Regions from separate parts of the Homo sapiens genome. Here region 1 is linked to region 2. A link is an interaction called in ENCODE POLR2A ChIA-PET data of the cell type or tissue named here. Cell type or tissue: OCI-LY7. All regions are shown on one strand. Links, peaks and the distances in the headings refer to the core of each region. The heading gives the core; the rest is flanking DNA.

Region 1 (8,609 bases), core at 227-8,226, 92 kb before region 2:
GGAAAATCCCCTGGGGCAAAAATGAAGAAAGAAATTTAAGACAGAGCCGTAATCAGGAGATGATACCACTGCTCAAATGAGCTTCAGATCAGATGTGGGCTCTGAAGGCCAGGGGCTGGGAACAAAAGACATGAGCTTGGGCTTGTGTGAGGTTGGAAATGAATTCCTTGTGTGAAACCTTGAGCCTGAAGAACTGCCTTGTTCATAAAATGAGGGCTAAAAAACTTTGTCCATCAGAAACAAACAGAAGCTTGCTGTTTGTCCAAGGCTTTAGCTGAGGAGGGAGGCCAGTTGTCCATGACAAATTAAAGCCTCCAGGCCTGCACCATATATGGATATGGGTCCTGAACTAATACCATCTCTATGGCATAGGAATATTAAGCCAAAAATTGGCATGAGAAATTGATGAAACTCCCTGGACCTCTGACAGCAGTGAGTCTGAAATCACTCTATCATTATCAGACAGATTCCTTTTGCAGGCAACTGAGACTCAACCAAACTAGGAAACTCTGGGAGGCAGTACAGAACACACCTCAGTGTTGTCCCAACTGAAGGGTGAGGGGCTAGGATATTTACCTATTAACACCCATCAGTCACTGATTGAGGCCATCTCCTAGGGGATATTAACTCCCCACCTCTTTTGGTCTGCCCCATGTGCCGGACAAGCTAGTACTGGCACCTAAAGGAAGTCCTCACACAAAGTCACTAATATTTTTTCTGTTGGAAACTGCTGGGCTAGAGTGCATGGAAGTGGTGAATGCTGAGAAGATACAGGCAGGGCACCAACAATGTCTCCTATACTACCAAACAGTCTACATTTTCACCAACTAGGTAAAAGTTCCATGGCTTCACAATTTTGTCAAAAATTGACATTGCTCCCTTTAAAACTTTTAAAAAATATTCTCAGCCGGGTGTGGTGGCTCACACCTGTAATCCCAGCACTTTGGGAGGCCAAGGCAGGTGGATCATGAGGTCAGGAGTTCAAGACCAGCCTGGCCAAGATGGTGAAACCCTGTCTCTACTAAAAAAAAGTACAAAAAATTGCCCAGGTGTGGTGGCGGGTGCCTGTAATCCCAGCTACTTGGGAGGCTGAGGCAAGAATTGCTTGAACCCAGGAGGCAGAGGTTGCAGTGAGCCGAGACCATGCCACTACATTCCAGGCTGCAACCAAGTGGGACTCCATCTATATATATATATAACTGTCTATATATATATTTTATACATATATATATATAATATATACGATATATTCTGGTGAGTGGTCGTTGATGTATTATTGAGTCTCTATTTTGTATTTCCCTGATGATGACCAATAGGAGGATGGGCCGTTGGATATCCATGATTGTGAAATTGCAATGGAGTATACTAAGTCATTTTTCTTTGGAGTCATTCCTATGGACTTGACAGAATTTTTTATATTTTCAGGATATGAGTTCCTTTCAGCCATACTAATTGCAAATATCTCTACCTACTTCGTGGTTTATCCTCTCACTCTCTTAATGGTACCTTTGATGAACAGAAGTTCTTAATTTTAATTTATGCAGTAAATCAATTGTTTCCTTTACAGTGCATTCTGTATTCTGTTTAAGAAAGATGTGCTTACATAAAGTCATGAAAATATTTCCCTTTGATATTTAGATCTGTAACCCACCTGCAAGTGATTTTTTTATATACGGTATGCAGGGAGGGGTCAAAATTTACTCTTTTCATTGTAGGTATCCAGTTGGCCCAGCACCACTTATGATGTCATTCTTCTTCCACTGCACTCACCTATAGCTTAAGGAATTCTGATTGGCAGTTATTTTCTTTCAGCACATTACCAATATTTTTTCCATTGTCTCCTGGATTTTCTCTCTCCTATTGGAAAGTCAGTGGTAAGTCTTATAGTTGCACTTTTCAAGGTAATGTGTCTTTTTTTATTGTAGCTGTTTTTAAGATTTTTCTCTGTCCTTGGTTTTCAGTAATCTTATTATGATGTACCTAAATGTAGTTTTCTTTGTATTTACTTTGTATTGATGCTGCAAATCTAAATGATATCTACATCTGAAAAGGATTTTCCTTAGCATCTGGTAGGCAATTAGAGAGGAGACAATCACCTTAATCCAATCAGGGACTGAGCTAATTCATAAGGTCTGGTCTATTTCCAATTTGACCATACTCATAAGTCATACTCCTTCAGGGTCAGTGAAAGTCTGGGCATTTTCTAGGGCTTCTTTACTTAGCTAGCCTTGAATTCTAATTGTTATCTTCTCAGTCCTGTTAAACTGCTGAAAGTTCTACTTGTATTCTCTGGTCCTTAACAGCTTCTTTCTTTCTTTTTTGAGCCAGAGTCTTGCTCTGTTCCCCAGGCTGGAGTGCAGTGACAACATGATCTCAGCTCACTGCAAATTCCTCCTTCCAGTTCAAGCATTTCTGGTACCTCAGCCTCCCGAGTAGCTAGGACTACAGGCATGTGCCACCACACACAGCTAATGTTTGTATTTTTTTGTAGAGATGGGGTTTCACCATATTGGCCAGGCTGGTCTTGAACTCCTGACCTCAAGTGATCCACCCGTCTTGACCTCTCAAAGTGCTGGGATTACAGGCGTGAGCCGCCGCGCCCAGCCTTAACAGCTCCTTTCCACTTGTCTTTTCATTCCCTTCACTAATGCCATTTATGAATCAGCAAATCTCTCAAGGAGAAAAAAATGCAGAACACTGAATTCACTTTGTGCTTCCCTTTTCTTCATAATCTGTAACCCTAAGTCCTGACTACCTTAGTAACTTTCTGGTGGCCTTCAGTGTGTGTGTGTGTGTGTGTGTGTGTGTGTATTTTATCCAGCTTTTCTACTTGTTCTTGGTGGAAGAATTGATCTGCTGCAAGCTAGTTCCTTATGGCCAGAAGCAAAACTCTCACTGGTATTTCATGCAGTAAACTTTGTTAAGAGATGTTTTTAACCAGCACTGCCATGCAATTTCAATATAATAGCTGATGTTCCTGATACCAACCTTATGACATTCTGATCCTAATGTGTCTTCTGAATCATCAAAGGTTAAATTAAAATCAGAATAATTTTAGTGTTTAAAACATGTAATGAGTTTTAATCCATTTCACAGGTAATCTATAAATAGCGTATATGAGAATTTGCCTTCAAAATATCTCTGTCAAAGTCATCTCTCATCTGTCTTACGTGGCACAACCCTGAAGAATCAATTCTGCCATATGAGCATTTCAGTGAGTTTAAAGCTACTTCTTAAAGGATGTCTTGGTCCTTTTCTCTGCACTCCAGAACCTTTATGTACAAGAGGGATATTTTCCATCTGGTTAAGCAAAAACTCATGGCAGGCTATTTAGTTTTTATACAAAAATATCATCTTTGCTAGCAAGATGCTTGGAATCTGAAGTGTATGACTCACCTAGTCATGAATTGTTTGCTTTAGAGCTCTTGTTCAAAACCCAGCTGAGACAACTGATATTCAGGAGGAATTGTCTGGGGACACGCCAATCGTTTATTTCTAGCTGTATGATAGAATTACTTGAAGAATACACACACACACACACACACGTGTATATGTACACACACACGTGTATATGTACATACACACACGTGTATATGTACATACACACACGTGTATATGTACATACACACACGTGTATATGTACATACACACATATCTGGGACCCTCCCCAGACTAACTGAATTAGCACAGCTTGGAATTTTTCAGAAGCATTTGCAGTGATTCTAATGGGAAGTCAGGTATTTTAAAATACTTTTTAGATCTCCCCAGAAAACTGCATATCTAAATTATATTAGTTTTGCTCCTGGGAGAAATATCTTTACACAGCTACGATTTAATGTTCTATTACCATCTGTTATTGAAGGTGAATTTAAGAATATAAATGTGACCAACAGTTTAAATCACCTGTAAAGCACTTTTGGCAATATTATCCACCATGTATTTCAGTATTCCTTGTATGAAGGACAGTTTGGATTCACCCAGAGTCACTCACATGGCTTCAGCTACCACCTATATGTTGATGCCCCTTAAATGCGTATCTTGGCTCAGGCCTCAGTCCTGAGCCTATGGCACACCTCTACATGGTTGTTCTACAGGCACTGCATGCCTGACGTGTACAAATGGAGATCACTGTTAATCAGTGTTAAAGATCCCACTCCCATGAGGATCTGTTGTCCCTTTTGATTAATTCAGTGAATGGCATCTCCAACTACCTGGGAAGCATTAACACTTTCCACACTCTCACCCCCACAACCAATCTTGTGTCTAAGTTTTGCCTCTTTGATGTCTCTCACATCCACCCCTTTCTCTAAACCCTTCTATCTTCTGAGTTTGAGCTCATTATTTCTTACCTAGATCCGTGCAAAAGACTTCTAAATGGATTTTTATGGTCATACTCTTTTTAATCCATTTCCAAAATCAGCTTTCTAAAGCAAAAACCTGATTATGTCATTCTCTTGTGACCTTCCAATGGCTCCTCCCATGTTTTCAGGGTAAAATTTAAGCTTTTCAGGTTACATGAAAAGCTCTTTATAATCTGCTTCCTGCCTACTTCCTCATCCTCATCTCACGTCTTGCTTTTGCCACACTCTAGAAGAAGCCACATGCTTAAATCCAGGCCTTCCCACCTAAGCTTTTCTACTTTGAAAGCTCTTTCCTTCATGCTTTGCCTGGAAAATGTAGTTGGTCATTTATAATTCAACTCAGGAATCACCTGTTCCTGAAACCTTCCCTGATTGCTATAGGATGGCCGATGGCCTCCTCTTCCATGTTCCCAGAACAGCAGTGCTTGCCTGATCACACTATTATATCCATATTGTCTGTTTACAAAGCTATCTTTCGCTTAATCTGTAAGTTCTTGGAAAGCAGGACACTTGATCTTATTATTTATATCCCCACTGCCCCTCAAAATAATAGGCATGGTACATGCTCACACAAAAAGTGTTTGAACAAACGAAATTTTTAGTATGCTTTTTTTTTCAATGAAATAGAGCTACTCTTCAAAAAAAATTATGATTCTTTTTTTTTTTTTTTTTTTTAGACAGAGTTTCACTCTTGTCACCCAGGCTGGAGTGCAGTGGCATGATCTCAGCTCACCGCAACCTCCGCCTCCTGGGTTCAAGCTACTCTCCTGCATCAGCCTCCTGAGTAGCTGGGATTACAGGTGAATGCCACCACGCCCAGCTAATTTTTTGTATTTTTAGTAGAGATGGGGTTTCACCATGTTGGGCAGGCTAGTCTCGAACTCCTGACCTCAGGTGATCTGCCTGCCTTTGCCTCCCAAAGTGCTGGGATTACAGGCGTGAGCCACCATGCCTGGCCATGATCCCTTTTTGACTTCATTGCCAGGAAGTTTAGAATTAAGGTTTGTTTCATTGCAGTACCTAGACTTGGACCATAGTTTTTTGTTGTTTTTGTTTGTTTTTCATTTTTTCTTTTTTTTGAGACAGAGTCTCATTCTGCCGCCCAGGCTGGAGGGCAGTGGTGCAATCTCGGCTCACTGCAACCTGTGTCTCCTGGGTTCAAGAAATTCTTCTGCCTCAGACTCCTAAGTAGTGTGCCACCATGCCCGGCTAATATTTGTATTTTTAGTAGAAGCAGGGTTTTGCCATGTTGACCAGGCTGATCTTGAACTCCTGACCTCAGGTGATATGCCCACTTTGGCCTCCCAAACTGTTAGGATTAGAGGTATGAGCCACTGTGCCCGGCTGAACCACAGTTTTTAACCACATATCCCATTGTACCCCCAACAATTTCATCACTAGCCTCCTGTTCTTCGACCCTGGCAGAACTCACTTGCAGCCTGCTATTTTATGCATTTCTCTGTGGCAATTGGAAGCAGCATAGTATGGGCTTTGCAATCAAACAGACTTTGGATTTGAGTTCTAGCCCTATTCTTCATTAGCTGTGTGATGTTACATAAGTTATTAAACATCTCTCAGCCTCAGTTACCTATTTGAAAAGTGGAGAAAATAATAGCACTTACTTTACGGGGGGAGGTGTCATGATTAAATAATACATAGTGCTCACCTCAATGCCATAATAAAAGTTTAGTAAATATCAATTATAATTATCGTTATCAACGTTACTAACACAAGGGTCAGGATAACATTGTTTTGGAGCAGCTGGGACAAAGCTTATGCAATTGGAGCAGAGGAAGCCCCTGGAGATGTGGGTGGGGAAGCAGGATGGTAGAAATAAAGCAGAGGCACAGAGAGAAATTGAGTCAAAATTCTTTGTGGCCTCAAAGAGAGAGAAGGGAAGAGAGTAACCTAATTTTTATCTTTGGAGCCCCCAGTTGCAATCTCTTGCTTGAATGAGTTTCCAAACTGCAATCTAGTAATTCCGGTATTCCCTCATGAAGGGAAATATTTTAATACAAAAGTGAAAGGGTCAGACATTAAACTTTTTACTTTTTATATTTCTACTGACTGTTATCATTTGTATCTATTAGGCTTAAATCTGTGGACCAATTTTATTTTAACTGACCTCAAATATAGTGACTATGTATCCTTCTACAATACTTTCCAGCACACCTCCAATGGTTGATGTGAGGCTATTTAAGAAAATAATGAATAATAAACAGAAAAATGAGTTAAGCTTATTTTTGCCATAACACAAACATTACTGCAGTACATTTTAACATATTAATCATAAGGCAGGATCTGATTATTTAGTATTTCCCAGAAGCAACCCAAAGCATTTATTATTTCATTTTTCAAACTCTCTTTTTTCATTCTATTGAGATTTTTGTTGATATTTTAAAGAAGTCAGAATTACATACATAAATGTTTTCATAAATGATGCATAATTTTGATTGGGATGTGATTTCCACATATTCTTTTGTTTTGTTTTGTTTTGTTCAAGATGGAGTCTCGCTCTGTCTTCCAGGCTGGATTGCAGTGGCACGGTCTCTGCTCACTGCAACCTCTGCCTCCTGGGCTCAAGTGATTCTCTTGCCTCAGCCTCCCTAGTAGCTGGGATTACTGGCACCCACCAGCACCCCCAGGTAATTTTTGTATTTTTAATAGAGATGGGGTTTCACCATGTTGGCCAGGCTGCTTTTGAACTCCTGACCTCAAATGATCCGCCTGCCTTGGCCTCCCAAAGTGCTGGGATTACAGGCATGAGCCACTGCGCCTAGCCTGATTTCCATGTATTCTTAACCACATATTTTATTTGTATGTCGCCATTTACAATGTTCACAATTATAGAGGAGAAAATGATACATGTATCACAGATACATATTCAAACAGATAATGACCAATCCTTTTGAAAAGAATTCCTAAAAATGATCCATAGGTCAAAAACAAAAGTCATTACGCATTATAAAGAGATAATTAAAGAAAAATACATAAGCCAAATTAATGACAATATTTTCAATGACTCTGTATCAGATATTTGAACATAATTTAGTTTTATTGTGTGCCTTTCATGGCTTCCAATACCATGAATACTACAGAAAGTATATCATCTCTTTCCTCATAGTATTTATTGTATTGTTAGAGAAACAAGGCTAACACATAAGAAATAATTGAGGAAAATGTAGCACTGCATTCTTGTGCTATTAGGTCTAGGAATCTACACAAGACTTGATGGTTTCCAGAGAAAGAGTAAAAGAAAATAAGACATAAAAATAATAATTCTCTCATGGCGTGAACCTGAGAGGTGGAGCTTGCAGTGAGAGGAGATTGCGCCACTGCACTCCAGCCTGGGTGACAGAGTGAGACTCCATCTTAAAAAGTAATAATAATAATAATTATCTCATAAGAAAATTGGCAAACCCTGAGAACTCTTCCAGTATAACTTAAGTCTTGTGTTTCAGACTTGCGTTGTGTCTTAACAACCAGCTGGATTATTGTCTGAGTCCAACGTACATCCCATCTCCATCTCCTCTTCGATATTTGAATAACAAACATAAAATAAAAGAACAACAATAACATTAAAAAAAGAAATTTACTTAAGACATTGCTACTATGGATCTAAGTTTAATTAACAGAGTTGTATCCATTAGTATTAAGTTTATCTACATGAAGCAGGGACTGAAAATGACAGTGGTTTTAACCCACTTCAATTTAAAATTGAAGTTAGTTTCACCCTAAACCAAAAGTCTGGGTATATGAACCTGCTTCATAAGATTTTCAGAGACCCAAGCTGTCTCCAGTTTTGTAGTCCATCACCGCCATGGGGACTCTACCCCCATGGTCCAAGCAGGTATAAGTCTAGCCCAGTTTCAAAGAGTTCGAGAACAAGATCCACCTCTTGCTGAGTAGATTGACAAAGAATTTACAGCCATCTTTACTCTACCGTGAGTGTAAAGAAGACTAAATACAGGAACAAGTGGAGTCTTACAGATATTGTTCATGAAAACCAAAAAGACTTTTTAAAGTTGTTCTTGGACCAAGAAGATGAAGTAAGACATTATTTCACTAATGTGGATTAGTGGCATGAATAACAGAAAGAAAATAAAATGTCTCAACTCCTATTTTGCTTCCATATTCTCTGTAAAGAAGATATGCCAATCCGATGGGAAAGGGCAAAATTAACATTGATACTGAGGCAGGAGAATAGGGGGTCGGGGCAGGGAACCTAAGGACGTCATAGAACTAAAT
Region 2 (8,609 bases), core at 130-8,129:
GAGGCCATTCCAATACTCAACAATACCACATGCCTGTGAATGGTACAGCATGTGGAAGGACCACTGGATAACTTAACTATTATTAGCTCATTCTTGAGTGGCTTTTGTGATAATAAATGTATCACTATCAGACTGCAAATAGTATGGAAAGCCAAACACATTATGCATATTAGTTTCAAGGGCCACAACAGTGTGGCTGGAGTCTGTTGACCAGACTGCAACAGTAACACTGTAACCTGAAAGAGTATCTACAGCAGAGAAGCACCACTGATAACCCCAACAGAGGAATCAAAGATCCAAAGTTGAATGCATATCAATCACCAGTGCATGGAAGGCAGTGTGGCAGCCTACAGCATGAGACAAATGGATCAGCTTATGGCAGGATTCACAGGTCTGGCATGCAGTGGCAGCCTCAGAAACACTGAATCCTTTACTTTGTTCCCAGTCTATGATGGTGGATGTATTGCCATGTATGGTATGAGGATGGATTCCAGCAGCAATGGTAGCAATCCAAGCTGTGCAGGCTTGATCAGCAGTTTGATTTCAGTTGATTTCATCAAAGAATAGGTTCTTATGATGAATATTTACTTGAGTGAGCCTGACTGTTTAGTTAACACAGTTCATGATCCCAAAGAGGGATATCTCTAAATCTGCCAGTCTTTGGTTTTCCAGGTGGCAGACCAAGTAGCTAGGCCATTGGCAACACCCCAAGAGTCAGTAAAAATATAACAGAGTCTGTCAAGGGGAATATTAGGCAGAGCTGTGGGAAGACCTTGAGTTCTGTCCCACCGATAGGATCAAATGCATCCATTTTGCCTCTGCATAGCTGAATAGCTATAGCAGCTCACTGGACAGTACTGGATTTCAGCTTTGCCGAACCATCAGTGACTCAGGCCCAGGCATCTGTAGCAGGAATCAACAAACTTTTTCTTAAAGGCCTAGAGAGTAAATATTTTAGGCTTATGGGATGTGTGATCTCTTTTGCAACTACTCAACTCTCCCACAGTAACACAAAAGTAGACAATACATTATGTTCTATCCACGTAAAGAAAAAAATAAAAATAGACAATACAGGAATGAATGGGTGTAATTGTGTTTTAATGAAACTTTATTTGGGGATACAAAATTAATGTACAAAAAGCAGTAGCATTCCTATACACTAACAGCACCCAAGCTGATAGCCAAATCAGGAATGCAGTCCCATGCACAATTGCCACACACACAAAAAAATACCTAGTAGTACAGCTAATCAGGGAGGTGAAAGATCTCTACAATGAGAGTTACAAAACACTGCTCAAAGAAATCAGAGATGACACAAACAAATGGAAGAGCATTCCATGCTCATGGATAGGAAGAATCAATATCGTTAAAATGGCCATACTGCCCAAAGCAACTTACAGATTCAATGCTCCTCCTATCAAACTACCAATTACATTCTTCACAGAATTAGAAAAAGCTATTCTAAAATTCATATGGAACCAAAAAAGTGCCCAAATAGCTAAGGCAATCCTAAACAAAACGAACAAAGCTGGAGAAATCACACCGCCTGACTTCAAACTGTACTATGAGGCTATAGTAACCAAAACAACATGGTACTGATACAAAAACAGACACATAGACCAATGGAACAGAATAGAGAGCCCAGAAATAAAGCCACACACTTACAACCATCTGATCTTTGACAAAGCTGACAAAAACAAGCAATAAGGAAAGGACTCCCTATTCAATAAATGGTGCTGGGATAACTGGCTAGCTATTACATAATACATGCAGAAGATTGAAATTGGACCCCTTCCTTACACCACATACAAAAATTAACCCAAGATGAATTAAAGACCTAAATATAAACCCTAAAACTATAAAAACCCTGGAAGATAACCTAAGGAATATCATTTTGGGCATTAAAAACTGGCAAAGATTTCATGACAAAAATGCCAAAAGCAATTGCAACAAAAGCAAAAATTGACAACTAGGACCTAATTAAACTAAAGAGCTTCTGTACAGCAAAAGAAACTATCAAGAGTAAATAGGTGATCTACAGAATAGAAGAAAATATTTGCAAGCTATACATCTGACAAAGGTCTAATATCCAGAATCTACAAGGAATTTAAACAAACATACAAACAAAAAACAATTAATCCAATTGAAAAGTAGGCACAAGTGGGCAAAGGACATGAACAGACACTTCAAAAGAAGACATACATGTGGCCAACATGCATATGAATAAATGCTCAGTATCACTAATCATTAGAGAAATGCAAATCAAAACCACAATGAGATATCATCTTACACCAGTCAGAATGGCAATTATTAAGAAGTCAAAAAATAACAGATGCTGGCAAGGTTGCAGAGACAAAGGGAATGCTTATACACTGTTGGTGGAAGTGTAAATCCATTTAGCCATTGTGTAAAGCAAGTGTGGTGATTCCTCAAATAACTAAAAACAGAACTACCATTTGACCCAGCAATCCCACTACTGGGTATATACCCAAAGGAATATAAATGGCTCTACCATAAAGATACATGCACACATATGTTCACTGCAGCACTATTCACAATAACAAAGAGGTGGAATCAACCGAAATGCCCATCGATGGTGGACTGGATAAAGAATACATATACACTATGGAATACTATGCAGCCATTAAAAAGTACCAGATGATGTCCTTTGCAGAAACATGGATGGAACTGGAGGCCATTATCCTTAGCAGACTAATGTGGGGACAGAAAACCAAATATTGCATGTATTCAATATAACTGAAACTAAATAATGGATACATGGATACATACAGGGGAACAACACACACTGGGGCCTATCAGATGGTGGGGTATGGGAGGAGGGAGAGATTCAGGGAAAGAAAAAAAACTATCAGGTTCTATGCTTGGTACCCAGGTGACAAAATATCTGTACATAAAACCTCCAAGTCATGAGTTTACCTATATAACAAACCTGCACATGTATCCCTGAAAGTAAAATAAAACTTAAAATTTTTTTAAAAACAATATTTTTAAATGCATGTTCCCTCATATGCTTCTTTGCACTGTTTATTTTTATCATGAAAAACATAGTTTTGTTTTATTTATTTAAAAAAAAATGAGTGGCCAGCCTGCAGGCCATAGTTTGATTGAGGGCAGAATTCTGTGAACAAAAGGCCCTATTGAGCCAGTGACTTTGTTTCAAATGGTAGAATAGAGGAGATAGTTTCTCCCAGAGAAACCTGCCAGTTTTTCATGTGAAGCTGAGATGCAACTGGGGCCAGGGTGCCTGCATTCTTGAATATACCATTTCTATTTGAAAACAAGGTTTACTGGGCTCTTCACAGCTTGTTACCAGTTGAGTCCAAGTTGACCTACCCCACAATGAGAACTTCAGACTGGAAGTCCAAAAGTCTCCATGAATTAGGCATTCGATGTTGACAAGAGCCAGATAGCAAGTTGTTAATAGCTGCTTTTCAAAAGAAATGTACCTGGTAGCTATGTCAGTAAGGTAACAAGACCAAAATCCCAAGGAGCACCTCTAGATAAAGGCTGCCTCTCTTTACCAGAAGTTCCCATCAGCAAAATCATCAGTCATGGAGGTTTGTAGCTCACAGGGGTAAAAATAGACTTCTTGGTGGTGGTGGTGGTGATCATTGTTGTTGCTTTTTTTTTTGAGTCCCACTTACAGGGTGCTGATTTTCAAGTTACCCCATGTACAGGACCAAGAAAAATGCCCAAGTGAGGCACATACTGTCTCTAATAACCAAAAAAAGTACAGTAAGGTGCTGGGTCTTCTTTTTGGTGGTGGTTGGCTACAGGCAGTAGTTTTTTCTTGACTGATGGAGGGATTGAACATTGTGAATCCATACATGGTCCCAAAAACCTTCACTCACTGAGCAGGCCTCTGAATTGTGTTAGGATTTTCAGCCACCCCTGCTGGCAGACATGGGATAATACCACAGTCAGGATCTTCTCAGGCTTCTGACTTGCTAACCAGGAGGATATCATCTGAATAGTGAAAACTTTGGGCATCTGAGAATGGACACATTCATGCTAAATCCCAAATCACCCGCTGGGCGCAAATATCAGGATGGTTTATCCCACTAACACTTCTATACATTAGCCTCTCTTTGATCAGGGGAATCCCCTCTGGCAACTTCTGGGACAGGGAAGTATGGGAATATAAAACATCAATTCATACTAGAGATTCATCCTATCCACAAGGTCGTGTTAACTTCCCTTCCCTACTGTATATCCAACCCACCCCCTGTCACTTGGGACTTTGGGGTAGGTTGTCTATGTCCAATAGAACTTAAAAGTTTGAGGTCCTTCCCTCCCCAAGCTTTCCCAGCATATTCAGATAAGTGTATAAGGCCTCCAGTTGCTCTTGGGGACAGGGAGACCTTGGCCCAGCCCCAATCCTCCTTCTCTTTGAAGCAGCTGAGTTCAAGGTCAAGAGAGAGGGAGAGATCACAGAGGTGCAGAGGAAGAGAGTGATTCTGCACCGGAAATCAAGGCTTTGTATTTACTTTCAGTTTTAAGCAGTCACAGTGCAGTGCAACCAAATGAACTTCTAATGACTTTAGCCTGTCTAAATCTCTGCATCTTCATTGCTGATATCGTTTATTTCAGCATCACTGCCTCGGTAGCTATAGCCATATTGTCTTTTGGCTCTGGCCACAGGACTCGCTGCCTCATTGTCACTATAACATTTCTTCTTCTTCCCACCTGAGGCAAGCAAGCAATGTCAAAAACACTGTTCTAATTGCTTGTTTTATTCCTATGCCCTTTACTTGGCCTTAAAACATATATTAACAGGCAGGACCATGGAGACCCTTACTAATCCCCCTACAATCCTCGTTCACCAATTGGATAAGAGTGTTATCACTGGATTCTAGAAAATCCTTTCATATTCCTGAACCTGGCCCATAGGGTACTTATCCTTTCTTTTTCAGAAAGCAATGTCTGTGTCAGCATCTTATATTCTCACCAAAAACTGCTGAGAACTACAAAGGGTCTGAGGTTTTACCTGCTTGCAAACTAACAAAGTAGCCAGCCATGGTTTCATGGATGAGGGCAGAAAACACTAGACTCCTGGTTCAAAGATAAAGCACCTTATTAGTCACAACACAGCAGATGGCATGAGCTTCATATTTATGCTGCTTCCTTTTGCCCCTCAAATTCAGGAGTGATCTGGGGAGGGCCTGCATGAATGCTGCACACACACTGGCAGAGGAACCATGAGCTCAGGTGTCCCAAATCTTTCATACTAGACAGTAAGCAAACCTACCTACCACCTGCTCCCGAGGGGGACACTATTATCTTCCAAGGCTGTTTGCTATACAAACATCCTTGAAAAGACAGTTCCAAACAAAGGGACAGTTAGAGCCCCTTCTCATGAAACATGCAGAAATGCAAGGCACCCAAGTTGAATTGTCTTTGAGCATCCAATCGTCTCCACTTGATATTCCCTCACTTGTTTACTTTTTTATTTGTCTTTTGCTCCCAACAGAACATAGCTTTATGGGATCAGGGACCTTCTGTGTGTTGGTCTCTGCTCTTCCCCTACCATCTAAAACAAGACTTGGCATATAGTAGAAGCTCAGTAGGTATTTGTTGAACAAATAGATTTCTCAAAATCTTACTTGTTTCTGAATACCCAGCTTAGATGACCTGTCTTCAGAGGAGCCATACCAGATGCTGTCATTGAGATTTATTAGTCAGGCATTTGAGCTTTCATAATGCTTGAACTTTTGGCATGGCACTTGTAATTGGACTTGTGTTATGGTTCCTTTTTTTGAGACAGAGTCTTACTCTGTCGCCAGGCAGGAGTGCAGTGGCACAGTCTCAGCTGACTGCAACCTCTGCCTCCCAGGCTCAAGTGATTCTCCTGCCTCAGACTCCCGAGTAGCTGGGACTACAGGCGCGCGCCACCATGCCCAGCTAATTTTTTTGTATTTTTAGTTGAGACAGGGTTTCACCATGTTGGCCGGGATGGTCTCGATCTCTTGACCTCATGATCTGCCCACCTCGGCCTCTCAAAGTGCTGGGATTACAGGCGTGAGCCACTGCGCCTGGCCAGTTCTTTTTTATTCATGTTTGTCTGGCTAGATTGAAAAACCCTTGAAGGTGGGGATGGAGTCTTATTCATAAGGCTGAGACTAGGGTGAAGCAACTAAAGAACCTCAGCGCAAAATTTAAGGAGGTACCCTCAAGCACATGCAAATGTGCCCTACACACTTTGCTTGCCTGACCCTAGTCTAGTCCTGCTTACTTGTCTTCACATCTTCAGAGCCCACTAAAGTGGCTCTCATCTAATAGATGTTCCACCAGTGTTTATTCAGTTAAAATGAATAGGATCGCTAACTGAAAGTGTTCGACAACCATTTGCTTAGTACGTAATATTTGCCCTTTGACCCTTTAGAGGCACGTTCACCATTCTCCGCCCTGCTTTGTGCCACAGAAGGCTGACCTGTGTGAACTGTATCAAAAGGCACTCTTGCCTCTAGCTTCTAGTTGAATGTGGTCAGTGGGAACTCCCAGTAGAAATTGGAAGGGCAGAAGGAGGATGAGTTCAGGGCCCCAGCTCCCTTGCTGCAAGGTCACCTTGGATTGGCTATTTCCTCCAACAAAGACACAGCTCCTGTCAGTCAGACCTCTCTTACAGGTACAGTCACTCTCTTCAGGTTACAACAGTTGCTCCCACTCCTTGCTCCTTCGTGCCTAAGACAGGTGATGCCTCCCCATTGTGGCTGCCTCTGGAATGTATTCCTGTACCTTTTTGTTTCCCTCCATTCTGACTGCATCTTTTTTACATAGTTCATTTATTAAAACTCTTTCAGGCCAGGCACAGTGGCTTACGCCTGTAATGCCAGCACTTTGGGAGGCTGAGGCAGGCAGATCACTTGAGCCCCTGAGTTCGAGATCAGCCTGGGCAACATGGCAAAACACTGTCCCTACAAAAAATACAAAAAAAAAAAAAAATTAGTGGGGTGTGGCAGTGTAAACCTGTAGTCTCAGCTACTTGGGAGGCTGAGGTGGGAGGATCACTTGAGCCCAGGAGCTTGAGCCGGGGAGGTTCAGGCTGCAGTGAGCTGTGTTCATGCCACTACACTCCTTCCTGGATGACAGAGAGAGACCCTGTCTCAAACAAACACACACTTCCAATTACTTCATTTGATATGCTATTTTTTTTTTCCTATTGAGACACTTAAAGAACACGATATTGGACCTCAACAGATATTTTATAATAAATATGGGGAAAAGCAATGATAAAATATATCACTTAATTTTTTAAATATAAAAGATATCATTTTAAAAGAAAACTTGACAGCAACTATATGGTATTTTATTGGTTTCAACCAAATGAATTTAATTTCAATGGATCATGATACCTAAAATTGATAAAGTAATAAAATTAAGCCAAAGGGAAACCAGTTTGAAGGCTGGGAAGACTGATGATGTATTATGGATAATGAATGCTAGAGGGTGGGGTATTTTTATAATTCACCTTTTTGTCATTAGTAAGTTAATCGCAAATCTATGCACCAAAATGAAAATGCCCAATCAAAGGAATACATAAAGCCTTAGATGACTCCAAGAATTACTAGGGCATAAAGACTTAAAAGAGTCTGAAAACTAAAGGATGCCTAGGTAAAATAATTTCAATTATCTTAATGATTTAACAGCGTAAGTATGAACATTTCTTGATAACAAAATGGCATTAATGATTCTGGCTGGCAAAAGAAAAGCTTTAATTTACTAGAAAAGGGTTAAAGTTGATATACTGTTTCATCTGGGAAACTCAATTACTGAAAAGCAGAAGAACAAATTGATTAATAGGTGGTTTTAACAATGGTTTCATGCTTTGGTCACTACAAATAGAGGGAGGAGTGATGGAAATCCTACTAAATTCATAACATCTTAATAAGCCTAGAGGATTTTGGATTCTAATAGCAAGTTTATTTTGAGATGGGACTGACATTTACATTAGATTTCATCTCTTCTAATAGTGCCTTTAAAAAAAAATCTTTGAACAAAATGGGATGGCAATTCCTTAACTCTTTCATCCCCGGAACTAATTACCTAAAGAAAGAATATGATTGTGTGTTAAATTCTAAGCTTATTTAGAAGATGCAGCACAGAATTGAGTAATTATACAGATAATTGAATCCCCAAGCCTTTCTCTTTATGCAGAGTCTAAATAATTGACGCAAGGATGAATTATCCAGATTCATTATCTCATTTCTGGACTTCATTTTAGTAATTACAAATTAAAATTCAGCCAACATTTATTGAACAGCAGCTGATTCCAAGATTTTCCATATGCTGTTCCAGTTAATCTTCCTAGCACCTTTGTAGTGTAGGTGTCATTAATTCCATTTTACAGATGAGGAAGCTCAGATTCAGAGAGGTTTATAACTTGCATGGAATTGGATTTGAAACCGCATCCCCTTACTTTAAGTCTGGCAAAGTTTCCTTTAAAAACCCCGTGGATAAATAGATGAGAAATGAAATTTGATCATGGTGTGAAAGCCACACATTCTGGGAAACAATACTAGCCAGGGGATGAGTTTGCTGTTCTGAAGTTCTAACTGAACATGCCTTGAACATTTCTGAGGATCCTGTCA

The links. Peaks named below come from ENCODE experiments on the same cell type or tissue, not always from the same donor. Only the 100,000 strongest peaks of a DNase experiment are listed, where the experiment ranks them.
Region 1: POLR2A ChIA-PET joins it to region 2 with 5 read pairs; 2 of 35 experiments call an interaction of 5 or more read pairs at or near these places.

The regions. Positions count from the first base shown.
Region 1 is chr6:88,100,935-88,109,543 of GRCh38, reverse strand. No RefSeq gene overlaps it. Among named protein-coding and RNA genes, the nearest start is that of SPACA1, 57 kb to the right of the region's middle. In OCI-LY7, for the core only: no CTCF peak of the experiment used is centred there; no DNase peak of the experiment used is centred there.
Region 2 is chr6:88,009,070-88,017,678 of GRCh38, reverse strand. No RefSeq gene overlaps it. Among named protein-coding and RNA genes, the nearest start is that of SPACA1, 34 kb to the left of the region's middle. In OCI-LY7, for the core only: CTCF peaks have their summits at 3,711 and 3,910 (motif pointing left); DNase peaks (open chromatin) are centred at 3,928 and 4,468; H3K4me3 peaks cover 1,020 bases; H3K27ac peaks cover 1,698 bases.